Regions from separate parts of the Mus musculus genome. Here all the other regions are linked to region 3. Evidence: chromatin loops called from intact Hi-C (ENCODE). Cell type or tissue: heart. All regions are shown on one strand.

Region 1 (5,000 bases), 140 kb after region 3:
ACCAGGGAGCTGATTGTCACATACCTAGAGACAACAACACCACATGGGCCGATAAGCCGGAACCGGGAGGGGCATCACCTCACTGTTCTGAGAGGGAAATGTGTCTCGAAGGGCCAAGCTGTTCTAACCCCCCCACCCCCACCCACAACAGTATGTGGTTCATGTTTAAAAAGCCACATGGGAGGGATTCAAGGGGAGCCCTGGGCTTAGGTAGAACCCACAGGGCCTGGCCCTTCCTCCCAGCCAGAGGATGGGAGCCCTGCTTCCTTAGCCTGTGGACCTCTCCAAGGTGCTCTGAACAGACCCAGCTGCAAACCTCTCAGCCAAAAACCGGTCCCAACCGCTCACATAGGATGGTGCCCCCTATTTCCCTTTGTGCAGGGATCGGACATTGTGTCCGGTGTGTAATTCCCTGGCCCTCTGCTTTCTCCTGTGCTGGTTTCCCTCCCATGGCCATATCAAAAGACCCTGACTTCTGGTCTCAAGTCTCAGCATTAAGCCCCCCCCCCTCTTCTTTGCCTTGTTTTTACAATGCCCCCCACCCCCGTGGGGCCCTGAGTCTATTACTTGGAAAGCATTTAACCTCTAGGAGGAGGCTGTAGGGCCTGCCCTTGCCCTCTCCCCAGCCAGCTGCCAGGGAGGTTTTAATGAGACAGACACTGGACACAGACCTTTTCATTCCTCGACGAAACTCATAGAGTTTCTGGCCCTCGGGAACAGAGAACACTCGGATGACAGTGCCCTGGGAGAGAAAGCAGACGGCCTTTTCCTAAGCACAGATGCTCCACACAGAGATGAGGCCCCTTCCCAAGGCAGTTTGCTCTGCTGGCTTTGAGCGTCTGTCTCTGAGGAGGAGCACAAAGCTTTGGGTGCAGGGGCATTTTTATTTGTATATTTACTGTGCCAAATATGAATTCTTGGAACTCTGTGTACCCCATGTAAAATTCCCTCCCTAGCCTTGTTCAAGGCTCTCTCAGTGTGTGTGCGTGTGCTTGTGTGATCACAAACTGTTCTGCGTTTATAGACTATTCTATCTCTGCTTATTAAAATATATCTGGTTTACATGGCATTTGAAATGTAACTTGATCACCTTCTTTGTTTATTCTGGTCAACAGAGTCCAATCTCTCCACATCTGTGGACAATGGGACATGCATCCTTATCTGGGGACAATAGGCACATGGGTCTCTCAGTAAAACCACAAGGTTTTGTTGTTGTTGTTGTTGTTGTTGTTTGTTTGTTTTTCGAGACAGGGTTTCTCTGTGTAGCCCTGGCTGTCCTGGAACTCACTCTGTAGACCAGGATGACCTCGAACTCAGAAATCTGCCTGCCTCTGCCTCCCAAGTGCTGGGGTTAAAGGCGTGCATCACCACACCCGGCTTAAACTACAAGTTTTTATGCCAAGTGTCTTGCTTCTGCGTTGCTGTCTGCCTTTGATATGGACAAACCCACTGATGGACTACTGCAGGCAGGGTCCAAACACTCTCACCCTGAAACCATTTCTGAGCAGGTCTAGAGACCCGTCAATCTTTACGTTGCTATTACTGCTCCAGCTGCAGTCTGCGCACCTCAGTAGGGGTTCTGCAAGCCCAGGCAGGAGAGGAAGCCAGAATACACTTACTTTTTCAGACGCGCTTGCTAGCTTGGAGCCCGAGGAGTTGAAGGTGATAGCGGCCAGCGTCCCCTCGTGGGCAGCAATGGTGCACACCGTTTTCTGTTGGTGTTGGGGAGAAGTGCAGATCAATACTGGTGAAGGGTGAAGATGAATTACCCCGTCTCCTTGCTCTCGGCCTTATCTCCCTGCTCACCACTGGGCTACTTGTGGTTAAGCTGAGAATCGTTTCCTATGGAGCTCTGCTAGTAGGAACCCCTCTTCCTCCCCCTCCCCCCGATCCCTGACCTCGCTCTGTTTTGGTGAACTAATGAGGGCTTCTTACAGGGTCTTGGGCAACTTAGCAATGGCAACTTAGTGGGCAACTATGCTACTGAAGAAAATGTCTCCCCTATCCCCACCATAGCAATTTAACAGCCACATGGAGCTGGTTCTCATAAGCCCCTCGCCCCAGCCCTTCCATGACATGCCCGATCTAGTGCAAATGTCAGGGTTACTGACAATCTGTGTCATGTACAGAAAGCAGCATTCTATTATGAGCCACCCTTTCTCCTGGGTCTTCTGTCCTTTCCATCCCATCTTCTGTGACATTCTCAGAGCTCTGTGTGTGTGTGTGTTCCTTACCCTGTCTTTGGGAAGGTGGATGACCAGCTATGTGCCTGACACAAAGCCAGGCTTTTAGGGGATCTTTCTGCTTGCTTCTTTAGGGGATTTCCAGAGTTATCCTGCCCTGCTCTATGAACCCTCGGGGAGCAGAGGGTAGCATAAGCAGATGGACTGTGAGCTGTCTCAATGATTTCACTGTGGGCAGGTGTTCTGCCTTGTTTTGGCACCTGCCTCACAGCGATGTTAACTAATATTGACTGAGAGCTTCAACAGAGATGCCCTTTATTTTCCTTCACCCAACTGCTGTGGCCAGAGAGCTCCCCCATACAGCTCACCCCACTGCAACAGGGCCTCCTTATCAAGTCTATTTACCAGCTGGCCAGGGCGGGCAGGCTGGTACACCAGGGACCGTTGTGAACTTACCAGGGAGTTTCCATCATAGAGTACAATCTCGCCTGTACTCTGGCTTCCAGGATAGGCCAGGTAAGAGTTGGAATGGTTGATAGACAGGGCACAGAGACCTGGCAAAGAACACACAGCATGAGGCCAAAGGAGCACGGCTGGAAAGGGCACCTGAAAACCATGTGTCTCTACTGCCACCTGCTGGCTAGGAGAGGAACATGCTTGAGTATTTCTGTAGCTTGTTCTAGTCCTTTCTTTTTGTCACCCACACCCCGGGGTCACATAGGGACACAGTCACAAAAAGTTGACAACCATGAAACATTTCTGAATGCACAGCAGGCAAAGATTAATTCGGAGTGAGGTACATACGGGATCTGGGGTGTTTCTGCAGTACCAGCCTGGTTTGCATCTCTTCGCTGCAGCCTTGGTTCTGAACACACAAAGTGCACACACCATACTGTGTGTGCTACCACACCGCTAACACACACAGCCTTCCGAGCACCTTGGCTCAGACTCATGGCTACCATATGCTGAGAGCTGCAGGGTTTTACTCTACACAAACTTCCCTACCCTTAGAGAAAAAGCAACAGTTAATAGGAAGCTGAGACATTCAATGTTTCCCCACACTGCCTGGAATGTTACTATCAAATTGGTATTGTCTTGTGTTGGAAAAGTTCAGAGCTGAGACTGAAGGAAGGAACATCCAGATACTACCCCACCCGGAGATCCATTCCATAAACAACCACCAAACTCAGGCACTATTGCAGATGCCAACAAGATTTTGCTGACAGGACCCTGATATAGCTGTTTCCTGTGAGGCTATGCCAGTGCCTGGTAAATACAGAAGTGGATGCTCACAGTCATCTATTGGATGGAGCACAGGGTCCCCAATGAAGGAGCTAGAGAAAGTACCCAAGGAGCTGAAGGGGTTTGCAACCCCATAGGAGGAACAACAATATGAACTAACCAATACCCCCCAGAGCTCGTGTCTCTAGATGCATATGTAACAGAGCATGGCCTAGTCGGCCATCAATGGAAGGAGCGGCCCTTGGTCTTGGGAAGATTCTATGCCCCAGTACAGGGGAATGCCAGGGCCAGGAAGCAGGAATGGGTAGGTTGAGGAGCAGGGGGAGGGGAAAGGGATAGGGGAGTTTTGGAGAGGGAACTAGGAAAGGGGATGGCATTTGAAATGCAAATGAAGAAAATATCTAATAAAAATATATTAAAGTCATAAAAATTGCTCTCTGAGTTGCTGATTTGAATTTCATTTTAAAATGGTTAAGTGAACCAAGGCGGTGGTGTTGCACATACACTTTTAGTCCCAGCACTTGGGAGGCAGACACAGGATCTCTGAGCTTGAGGCCAGCCTGGTCTACACAGTGACAGCCAGGGCCACACAGGGAAACCCTATCTTGAAAAACAAAAACCAAACAAAACAGAAAGTTAAACGAACCTTGGCTTGGGATTTGAACACAACTCACGCAATGCTCCTAAATATACTTCCTGGTGTTTGAAGTAATGCTTTTGGCACTACCAACTATAAAATAAAAAAAACACAGAATCATATGTTCAGCTGAGATTAGATTGCTCATGTGAAAAGAAGCAAGCTTTCTGTGTCATCAGTATGGAAACTTTACTGTCTTCAGGAAATGGTGAGATTATACCCAAGAATTATTTTAAAACAAATTTATGATCTATTATCAGCCAGTGTTTGATATATATATATATATCTATTTTGTCTGCATATATGCTCAGAGCCATTTAAAAAAAATTCTTGAACTGAGAAGGGGCTGTTGGGGGGGAGGAGTTTAAGAAATCCCGTTCTGAACAAAGGATTTGAATCGAGAAAACCTTCAGGAGACCTCTCGACTTAACACTGGCAGTGACCCCTCCACTGCTGAGCACTCAGACCTCGGGATACAAAGAATATTCTCTTTCACAGTTTTCAGCCCAAGGCTCTCAATCAGAGGTTCGCTCTCTTCCAATCCCATTACCCTCTGGAGCCCTGTGAGAGTTCACTCCTAACCGAACAGGACTTCCCAGTGGGAAAGGTCAGCGTGCTTTAGCTTTTCCTGAGTACGATTAAATACAGTTAGCTAGGAACTTCACGTTCAACTACCGGAAAGGCAAACGTTTTCTATCTCATCATCCACGCTGATAAGGGAGGGCGGAGCCTCCTCGGAGTGGAAGTCACTGGAGGTCTGCACTTTGGTTGAGGCGGCAAGCCTGGCCTTTGAGAGAAAACTTGCATCGGAACATGTTGGATGTAAGATGCCTCGATATCTTTTGGAAGTAAAGGAAGCCAAGGAAACTCTGGAGGTGACAGGAGCCATTTTTATTATAAGGATAATGGGGTGGGGTGGGGACAGTGTCCCTGCAGCA
Region 2 (5,000 bases), 170 kb after region 3:
GAATTAAATGTCATTGGTAATACAAGATTGTGGACCTCTACTTGCCTAATGGGGACACTTCTTATCTGGGTAATGAGCAGGCTTTAATTGTAAGATGCTGATTAGGGTCTGCATGGGGCCATTAACAGGGAAGTTGGAAATGAGACAGACATCCTGTCTGACGCAAGCCTCCGGTCAACTAATATGGTTGCCCATGCCACCCAGCTGCCACTAATTAGAGTAACTACCGGGTGAACAAGCTCCTGTCTTCTTTTTATAAAATCCATTCTATTTTTATAAAACCAAGCCACAGTAAATTTCCTTTCTCTTTATTACTGTGTTCCAATAACCAGAAGGGGACCTGAGAAACTTGGACCCTAGCGGGCCAGTCTCTGGAGACTTGGCACAGAGGCAAAGATGGAAAGAGCTCAGGCCGTGAAGGCAGGGTGAGAGGAGGAAGAAGGAAGGTTATGTCTCTACAGGGAGAGAGCTGAAGGAGTCAGCCTGACCTTCCAGAGCACAGGGGAGGGGTTGGCTGCACAGCGACTTCTGGGAAAGGAGATAAATTGGCCTGAATTGCAAACAGGAAGCATTTGGAATGGTTGAGCAAAATGCACAGTTGGGCTTTTCTGGTTTTCCAATCTATGCAGTCTGTGTGAGGTAGCATGGTGGAACTGAACAAATGCACCCAATTGGAGACGTTTCTTCTGCATTAATTTTTATCTCTTTATTTATAAATTGTATTTGTGTGTGTGTGATATTGTGTGTTTGTGTGTATGTGTGATATTGTGTGCATGTGTGTGATATTGTGTGGGTGTGATATTGTGTGCATGTGTGTGATGTTGTGGGTGTGGTATTGTGTGCATGTGTGTGATATTGTGTGTGCGTGATATTGTGTGTGTTTGTGTGTGATATTGTATGCATGTGTATGATATTGTGGGTGTGATATTGTATGTGTGATATTGTGTGTGTGTGTGTGTGTGTATGTGTTTGTGACAGTGTGTGGTGGAGAGGGCATACTGATGCCACAGCACCCACATGGAGGTAAGAGGGCAACGCTGTAGGGTTTTCTCCTTTCATCATTACTTGGGTTTTGGGAATAGAATGTAGGTCTCCAGGTTTGCCTAGCAAGGGTCTTTGCCTCGAGCCAGCCATCTTGCTGGCCCCATCTCTTGATTTATTTGTAAAAAGTGAAAGGACAGGGAGCTTGTGAGGCAGTTCAAAGGGTAAAGGTACTTTTGCTCACCAAGGCCCCCATAGTGGAAGGAGGACAGACACTTCAGCAGATCCTCCCCCCCCCCACCATGTCTGTGAAACCCAGGCACACCCGGTCACTACCACCCAACCCCACAAATGAATAAATGATATCTGAAGGGCCAGGAAGAAATGCCAGCAAGCACCCTGACGTTCTTCAACTTGAATAGTTCTTCTTAAGAGAGTGAAACTGGGTTAGGGAGATAGTTCAGTTAGTAAGCTTGCCTCACAAGCAAGAGTTTGGTCCTCAGAACTTACATCGAAAAGACAGAGGTGATACTGTGAGCTTCTATTCCCAGCCCTGTGCTGGCAGAGATAGGTAGATCCCTGGGGGGTGGGGGTGGGGGCAGGGGGCTCTCTAGCCTGCTACCGAACCTAATTGGGAAGTTCCAAGCCATGAGAGACCCTTTCTCAAAACAAGGTGAATGGTGCCTGAGGGATGACAGCTGAGGCTGAGTTTTGGTCTCCCCCAGCCCCACACGTATATGTCTAACCTGCACACAGGCACACATGCATGCACACATTCATGTAGAACACATGCACGTGTGGGAACTAGGAATGATGCTGTGTGCTTATAATTCCAGCTCTGGGGATATGAAGGCAGGTGGATCGGAAGTTCAAGGCCATTCATTATCTGCCACAGAGAAACAAAACAGGCAGGGGATGTACCTCTGTTGGTAGGGTGCTTACCCAGTGGGCATGAACCCCAAGTTAGTCCCCAGAATAGCGTGAGACTGACATAGTGGTGCAGATCAGCAACCCTAGCATTTGGGCACTTGGGAGGCTTAAGGTTAAAAATACACTTAGCATCTTAGCCTGTGCTCCATCTGCACAGAGACAGGAGGCAAGAGGTGAGACAGATAGTCAGGATGACATAAGCTAAGCACAAGCAGGAAGCTCCAAGGAGACACAGTTTTCCAAAAGGAAACCAATGTACTACGGTGACTGACTAGCCAAGAGACTTTAAAACACTTGTTTCCGGGCCATGGGTTAACCTGGGCTTCTGGGTGAGCCTGGGATAGCTGATAAATAGTATTTAAACAACGAACTTTGGGAGCTGGGGTTATGTCCCAGTTGGTAGAGTGTTTGCTTAGGATACATGACATCCTGGCTTCAATTTTCACCACCATGAAAGCTAGTGGGCACATGTTCTGTAATCTCAGTACCCAGGAAGTAAGGGTGCGAGGGTGAGGAGTTTAGGTGAGCCTTGGCTACAGAGTGAATTCAAAGCTAGTCTAGACTAAATGAGACCCTGTCCCAATAAAAACACAACAAATCAAAAGAAACCAGGTTCTGTCTTATTTTTGTGAAAGGTTTCCTCTCAGTCCACCACCCTGAAATTGGTTGGGTGGAGGTGACAAGAATGGAGAGCTTCAGCCGGTTGTGGTGGTGCACGCTTTAATCCCAGCACTTGGGAGGCAGAGGCAGGCGGATTTCTGAGTTCGAGGCCAGCCTGGTCTACAAAGTGAGTTCCAGGCTATACAAAGAAACCCTGTCTCAAAAAGAGAGAGAGAGAGAGAGAGAGAGAGAGAGAGAGAGAGAGAGAGAGAGAGAGAGCTTCTTGGCGGACAGCGCCATCTAGTGATACGACCCGATATTTAGTTCCATGCTGATGGAGTGGACCTCCTTATGGAGATCAGCTTGATGTCAAAGTCCTGCAAGAAGAGACCTGAAGACATTATCTTGTTCTTTTTTTTTTTTTAAGATTTATTTATTTTATGTATATGAGTACACTATAGCTGTCTTCAGACACACCAGAAGAGGGCATTGGATCCCATTACAGATGGATGTGAGCCACCATATCGTTGCTGAAAATTGAACTCAGGACCTCTAGAAGAGCAGTTGGTGCTCTTAACCACCATACCATCTCTCCAGTCCCCATCTCTTGCTCTTTTAAAATCTATTTTCTTTATGTCAGCGTGAAATACGCTCACTTCTTTCGCCACTTTCTTGTAGGAGAAGAAGTTTGGAAGGTGTCTGCCTATTTAGTCAAGAGCTTGGGTCTTACTGAGTGTTCTTTTTGAGCCAACCATTGCTCTAGGTCCTGGGGATAAATCACTGTATAAAAATAAAAATAAAAAACTCCAAGCTGACATAACTAGACAGACAATGGACTCGGGAAATAAAGTAGGTGCTGCCTTAGATACTGGCCTAAGGACACAAAGGGAAAGGTTGGGGATTGGTAGGGATACAGTGTTGTTTTTTTTTTTTTTCCTTAGAAATAGAAATAGAAAGTTCCATTTGATAAAAGAACAAGAGGGAGAAGGAAGTGGCTTTTGCAGTCGTGAAAGATAGGAAGCATTTGGAGCCAAAGTGCTCATAGCAGAGCAAAGAAACATGGTGTCGGGCAGAAAGGGAAGTAAGAAAAAGGACCAGGTAGCTCTTGTGTGGTGGGAGGTGAGAAACCTTTAATAGTTTAATTTGTTTTATTGTTTATTATAATATTATTATTATTAATCGTTGAGACAGGGTTTCACGTATTTCAGCCTGGCCTTGAACTTGCTATGTAGCTTAGAATGTCCTTGAATTCTGATCTTCCTGTTGCCACACATGTTGGGATCACACGTGAGCATTTACTATCCCTGGTTTATGAGCTCCTGGGGCTCGAACCTAGGACACTCTGCATATCAGGCAAGCACTCTACCACCGGAGCTACACCCAGCTCTTTCATTTATATTTGCTGTGTTGAAAAGAAATCGAAAGTCTTGGGGAATTCACAATTCACTTCAGCCCTTTAAAAGCCCTGGGAAGCAGACTGCACCGGCCTTGACAGTCAACAACAAGGCCACTGAGGCCTAAATTCAGCTGCTCAGGAGGGTGTTTAAGTCAAGGCCCAGCGGCAGCTGTGAAATAGCATCAAATGACTCACTCCGGATGGATGCCCTTCCCAGACCCAAGCTTCTCCCGCTTCCTGATTTCTGAGATGCCAACTCTTAAACCACCTGCCTCTCGCCACAGTCTATCCTGGTGTGATTCCAGCTCTTTCTACCCTTTGCTGATAGAATCATTTAACATGAACCTGGCTAAGAGTTTTCTCACACTCTTTTACCAAGATGCCTCGTGGTTCCTTTGTGGGGTGCGTTCTCCTGTAGATGTAATCTAATAGAACGAGCAGAGCTCAGTATGCCACACACCTAAGCTCGAGAAAAGCCAGGTGAAACAATTCCTTCCTACTGTAAAATCCTGTAGCTTAGTTGAGATGTTTTGTGTGCCAATTAGAAAAGTCTGTTAGTTACAAAAAGAATGACGACTATATTGACCAATATTTTATAATAGAAAGAATGGATTATTTTTTTGTGAGTTGCACTATGCCTGTCTGGTCCCTCACCAGGTTTACATTTTTCACTTACTGTTTGGCTGTCTTGACTTGACTAAAAGCTTAAAATAAGTCCCCATGTCTACCTTGCAAGCCAGGACCTCCCTTGTACCAGCAGGAGATCAGAAAAGGTCTGTCTGGGCGGAGCCCCTGAACTCATCTGCAGGATACCACAGCCCTAATGACTTCAGAAGGAGACACAGCTCAGCAATGTGGTTATCCAAATTTCACCTGCCCTTCCTCCTGCCGTTCATAGGTCATTCAGCCCCTCTTAGTAGACTTTCCCAGTGATCATTGGAAGGAGGACCCTGCAAGTGGTGTATAGAGGGTCTGTCTGTTGTGGATACTTAACGCTAGAATCTTCAGCTAAAGTAGTCAGATTATGACTCAGAGCCTCATTACTGCCATCTGCTGGTGTCCACTGTGACAACACTAGAGATTTCTTCTCTGG
Region 3 (5,000 bases):
CTTTGGGCTCTGCTCATTGATCAAGGCTTGTCCCTTTCAGCCAACAGACCATACAGTATGCCCACGATGGGCACTTGGAACCCCATCTTCCGGTCTTGGAATAACAGTGGTTTCTGTGCACAGTGTGTTCAGCCTCCAGGGGCTCACCAAGCACTTTATGCTAGCACCGGATTCTCAAGCTATCATTGTAAATAGATACCACTTTATTTACTTATGAATGCTCTATCTGCACATATGCCTGCAGGCCAGAAGAGGGCATCGGATCCCATTATAGATGGTTGTGAGCCACCATTAGGTTGCTGAGGATTGAACTCAGGACCTCTGGAAGAGCAAGCAGTGCTCTTAACTGCTGAGCCATCTCTCCAGACCCTAGATACCATTTTTAAAAACTCATATAACAAAGGGGTTTGTCAATCAGTGAAAGATAATAAACCTCACTCATTCACATGGTTTAGTCTCTTAATAATGTTTTAATACCAGGGGCTATGTGCTAGGTCTTGTCAAACCCTTCAGGATATAGCAGAGACAAAAAAAGAAAAGTCTTCCCTAGTGTTTTTTTAGAGGAAGAGAGAGAAAGTAGAGGAAGAAACCAATGCTCTTATGGTATAGTCAGAGTAAAAGAATAGAAGCAAATTGGGGGTTGAGCCAGGGTCTCACGTGGTCCAGGAAACCTCGAACTTGCTGTAGTCAAGGATGGCCTTAACTCTTCGCCCTACACGAATGTACCATCACGTCTGGTTTTATGCAACACTGGGGATTGAACTCTGGGCTTCCTGCATGCTAGGTGAGCCTCATACCAACTGAGCCATGCCCCCCAGTCCCAAATATCCTTTTTAACAGGACAGTTAGGAATGCCTCCTTAGGGCTGAAATTTGGAATCAAGCAAATTAAAAGGATATAGCATATTCATACTGAAGGGAGAGATGGCTCAGTGGACACATGGCGGCTCCCAACCCTCTGTAACTCCAGGAACAGAGAGTCCGATACCCTCTTCTGGCCTCTTCGGGCACTGCATGTATGTGGTGCACGGGCGTACGTGCAGTTTAAACACCCCAGGAAACAAGGAGTGGGGATGGGGGAATTGATCAGTGGTCGGCATAGTTGTACCAGAGGAGAAAGTAATAGCACCATGTGGCTTATCTAGGGTTCATCCTTGAAGAGTTGTGGTTAGTGTGTGCTCTGAAAGGATCACTATGGCTGCTGTGTGGGAATTTTAGGAGGTGTCAGGGTGTTGCTGGAAGATCATTGTTATAATGCAGTTGAGATGACCTTAGCTTGGCTCAGAGAGAGAAGCAGGGATGGCAATTCAGTCGGATCCTGGATATATTTAGAAAGAAGAGCCAGGTGTCAGGGCAACAAGCCTGTAATCCCGGGGCTTAGGAGGCAGAGGCGAGGGGATTAGTTCAAGGTCATCCTTGCCTCGTAGCAAGTTTGAGGCTACCCTGAGCTACGTGGACCTTGTCTCAATAACACCTCCCAGAGAAATAAAACCACAAGCAAACAGACAGACAGACAGACAGACAGACAGTAGTCCTGATGGGATTTGCAGACAGCATAGGTTGGCGTAGTTTAGAAGAGGGGTCAGAGTGAGCTCACTGTGCTGTGGGTACTACACAGCAGGAGTTCATTCACAAAGACAGGACTAACAGTCAGGGGAGAGGAGGGACTTCATCTTTGATCCTAAGGAAAAAAGTTGCTAGGGTCCTTAACCTGTTTGTCTTCCTGAGTGGCAGGAAAGGTGAATATATGTGACACACACGCATGGCCCGGGTTGTGTTCGCTCTCAATACTCGTTGGCGATACGTTCTGGGGCGCCAGACTTGCTGTCTAAATTCCCCTGGAAGGGATCCAAGTGCACTGACGTCATTTGAATCTGGCTTTTAATGCATAGGGTTTTTGTTTGTTTTGTTTTTTGTTTTTGCATGAAAACTCAAACTGTTAGCCTTGTGTGGTTAGAATCATTATAAAAATGAACACCAGGGGGACCTAGTGTGCCTTGGTGGCTGGCCCACCTATTGGATATGGCAGACCTGTGTTAGAGACACATCTGTAGAGGACAGCCGCCCAATCCTCTGTGTTCTGTGTATCTCGAGGAGTGGCGCAGCCTGTAATGTGTTAGAATTGCCTTCGTATGAGCTGGGTTTGATGACTGTTTAAAGCTTCAAAGCAGTGGCTTCTAATCACGGGATGGCTTATCAATGAACTCCAGAATGTGGGAGCTTTTAAAAGTAAGAATCATGCCGGACATGGTAGTACTGGTCTGTAACCCTGGCACTTGAGAGATGGAGGCAGGAGGATCCGAAGTTCAAGGCTGTCCTTGGCTGGATAGTGAGTTCAAGGCCATCCCAGACAAGTCAGAGGGAGGGAGAGAGGGAGGGAGGGAGGGAGGAAGAGAGAAACTGAATTCTGATGATTTTGATTTTTAGTTTATTTTGGACAGAATACAGAATCTATGTGTAATATATACCTGGAAGCGACTTGAATTTAGCCGATTGAAACTCAGACTTGCGATGTATTTTCCATTTGATCCCCAGATATAATAATGTCCTGAAGCTATGTACTGCTGGGAGTGAAAACGATAACTCTGTGTGCTGGGACCACGGCTCACTTGGTAGAGTACCTGCCTAGCATACACCAGGCCTTGGGTTTAATCCCCAACACTCCCTAAAACTGGGCACAGTAACTATGTCTATAACCCCAGCACTGATGTGGCAGCTGGAGAATCAAAAGGTTAAGGTTATCCCCTGCTATATAGGCAGTCGAAGACTAGCCTGGGCTATATAAGACCCTGCTTCAAAAAAAAAAAAGAGATAAATTGCTAAAGGGTTTGGAAACATAGTATAAACACACACATTTGTCTCAAAAGGGCACATAACCTTAGCAACTAGACAGAGGCACACATCCTACCTTTGTACAGAAAGGACATGGTCTAAATACAAGGACAGAAAGTAATGAGCTGAAGAGAGTCATCATGGAAAAAAAAATCAGTTAATTAATGCATTGGCAACTGCCTGATCTTGCCTGACTTTCACACCTATGATCTGAAAATTACTTTGGTGAGGGTCTGGAGAGATTGCTCAGTGGTTAAGAGCACTGGCTGCCCTACCAGAGGACCCAGGTTCCATTCTGAGCACCAACATAGATGCTCACAGTGTCTGCAACAACAGTTCCAGGGCATCTGACAAGGTCTTCTGGCTTCTGCAGACACTGTACGCAAGCCACACACAGACAGACACTCAGGCACAACACTCGTATGCATAAAATACAATGGAAATGTATTCTTTTAATGCGTGTAGGTATTTTGCCTGCATGTATGCCCGTGCACTGCATCTCTGCCTGCTGCCCTCAGAGGACGGAAGAGGACATTGGATGCCTTGGGACTGGAGTTACCGTTTGTTGTGAGGTGCTGTGTTGGTGGTGGGACTCGAACCTGGGTCCTCTGGAAGAGCAGCCAGTGCTTTTATTTGCTGAGCCATCTCTCTTGTACCAAAATAATACACGTTTAGAAAAGGGACTTTGATGATCCATTGTGCATTTGTGGGGGTGCACATGTGTAAAGGTGGGCTCTCCCGTGCTTGGGTGTGTGGATGTCAGAGGTCAGGATCGGGTACCTTGATTTATTTCCCGCCTTATTCTTTTGAGGCAGGGTCTCTCACTGAGCCAGGGGTTTGCTCTTTCAGCTCGACCAGCGGGCAGCTGAGCCGCACTCCCCCACCCAAGGACTGAGGTCACAGTGGGCTTCTGTGGTTAAACTCAAGCCGTGCTGCAAATGCTTCACTCTTCGCTGTCTTTTTAGCCCCTATCGTGACTCCTGAATTTTTTATTTTAGTTTGATTGATTATGCTTTCTTTTTGAAGACTGACTTGGAACTTGTGACAGTCTTGCCTCAGCCTCCCATGTGCTGGCGTTACGGGCGTGAGCCACCACCAGGAACAGCAACACCTTTCTGTCTGTCAGAGCTTAGTGTTCAGGGCTGGGGTGCTCAGAGCCATTGCAATGTTGGAGACACATGGAGCAGGGATAAGAGACTATGGTGGGCAGGCAGCTGAATTCATTTTTACTCTTGTAGGTGACAGGACCCAAAGTGCTCCCCAGGGACCTCACTGCCTGGTGCTACCTCCACTTTGTAATTCACTGTGTAGAGCAGGGTGTCCTTGAACTCATGATCTTCTTGAATTTGTCTCCTGGGTTCTGGAATTATAAGTGCATGCTACCAAGTCTGGCACCAAATTTTGCTTGTTTCCTTCCTTCCTTCCTTCCTTCCTTCCTTCCTTCCTTCCTTCCCTCCCTCCTTCCTTCCTTCCTTCCTTGTTTTCTTCCTTGTTTTCTTCCTTGTTTCCTTCCCTCCCTCCATCCCCCCTCTCCCTTCCTTTCTCTCTCTCTCTCTTTCTTTCTCTCTCTCTCTCTCTCCCTCCCTCCCTCCCTTCCTTCCTTCCTTCCTTCCTAGGATTACTTAGTATTAAGTTACGTGTATTTGTGTGTATGTGTGTGTTTGTGGATGCTTGCTGGTGTCCAAGGAGTCCAGAAGACAGCGTCAGATCTCCCAGAGCTGCAGTTACTTGCAGTTGTGAGCTGCCCAACTTGGGCGCTGGGAATTGAACTTGGGTACTCGGCAAGAGTGTTATCAAGCCATCTCTCCAGACCCTCCAAATCTTATTTTAATAGATTGTGGGCTACAAATGCCATACCATTCCCCATCCCCACCCCCAGTTAAATATTTCACATATGGTCATTTTTATGAAGTTCAAATTTCTGCACCCATGATAAAATATTGTTGAAGGCAGCTATGCCCCCTTCGTTTTCAGTCTGTGCCTGCTTCGGACCCTACATGATGGCCACTGGATAGTTTTGGCAGAATCCTGTGATAAGAAAAGATTCAAGAGTTTACTATCTGGCCCTTTATAGCAAATGCTTGCCAGCCCTTGGCGTTGGGTGTCTGTGATGTTTACTTAGAGATTTGGCGTTCCGAGAAGGCATGTGCTTCAGTTGGTACAGTGCCC

The links. Peaks named below come from ENCODE experiments on the same cell type or tissue, not always from the same donor. Only the 100,000 strongest peaks of a DNase experiment are listed, where the experiment ranks them.
Region 1: it touches region 3 in a loop (7-fold over the local background); 40 of 42 quality-filtered maps call a loop at or near these places.
Region 2: a loop joins it to region 3, with 3.0 times the contacts of the local background. A loop is called at or near these places in 5 of 42 quality-filtered maps.

The regions. Positions count from the first base shown.
Region 1 is chr11:109,582,456-109,587,455 of GRCm38, forward strand. It overlaps Wipi1 (WD repeat domain, phosphoinositide interacting 1), which reads right to left. Exons shown (of 13, transcript NM_145940.2): 5 at 2,640-2,737; 6 at 1,620-1,712; 7 at 672-742; 8 at 1-24. All of the region lies in intron 2 of Gm39442 (a long non-coding RNA gene), which reads left to right. Among named protein-coding and RNA genes, the nearest start is that of Gm39442, 6.6 kb to the left of the region's middle. In heart, a CTCF peak has its summit at 2,829 (motif pointing left); a DNase peak (open chromatin) is centred at 2,686; H3K27ac peaks cover 1,412 bases.
Region 2 is chr11:109,616,465-109,621,464 of GRCm38, forward strand. The region is part of intron 2 of Gm11685 (a long non-coding RNA gene); the gene reads left to right. Among named protein-coding and RNA genes, the nearest start is that of Gm11685, 5.8 kb to the left of the region's middle. In heart, CTCF peaks have their summits at 2,829 (motif pointing left) and 4,974 (motif pointing left); a DNase peak (open chromatin) is centred at 477; H3K27ac peaks cover 491 bases.
Region 3 is chr11:109,443,806-109,448,805 of GRCm38, forward strand. The region is part of intron 1 of Gm45916 (predicted gene, 45916); the gene reads left to right. Among named protein-coding and RNA genes, the nearest start is that of Gm45916, 6.2 kb to the left of the region's middle. In heart, CTCF peaks have their summits at 242 (motif pointing right), 988 (motif pointing left) and 1,964 (motif pointing right); no DNase peak of the experiment used is centred here; H3K27ac peaks cover 918 bases.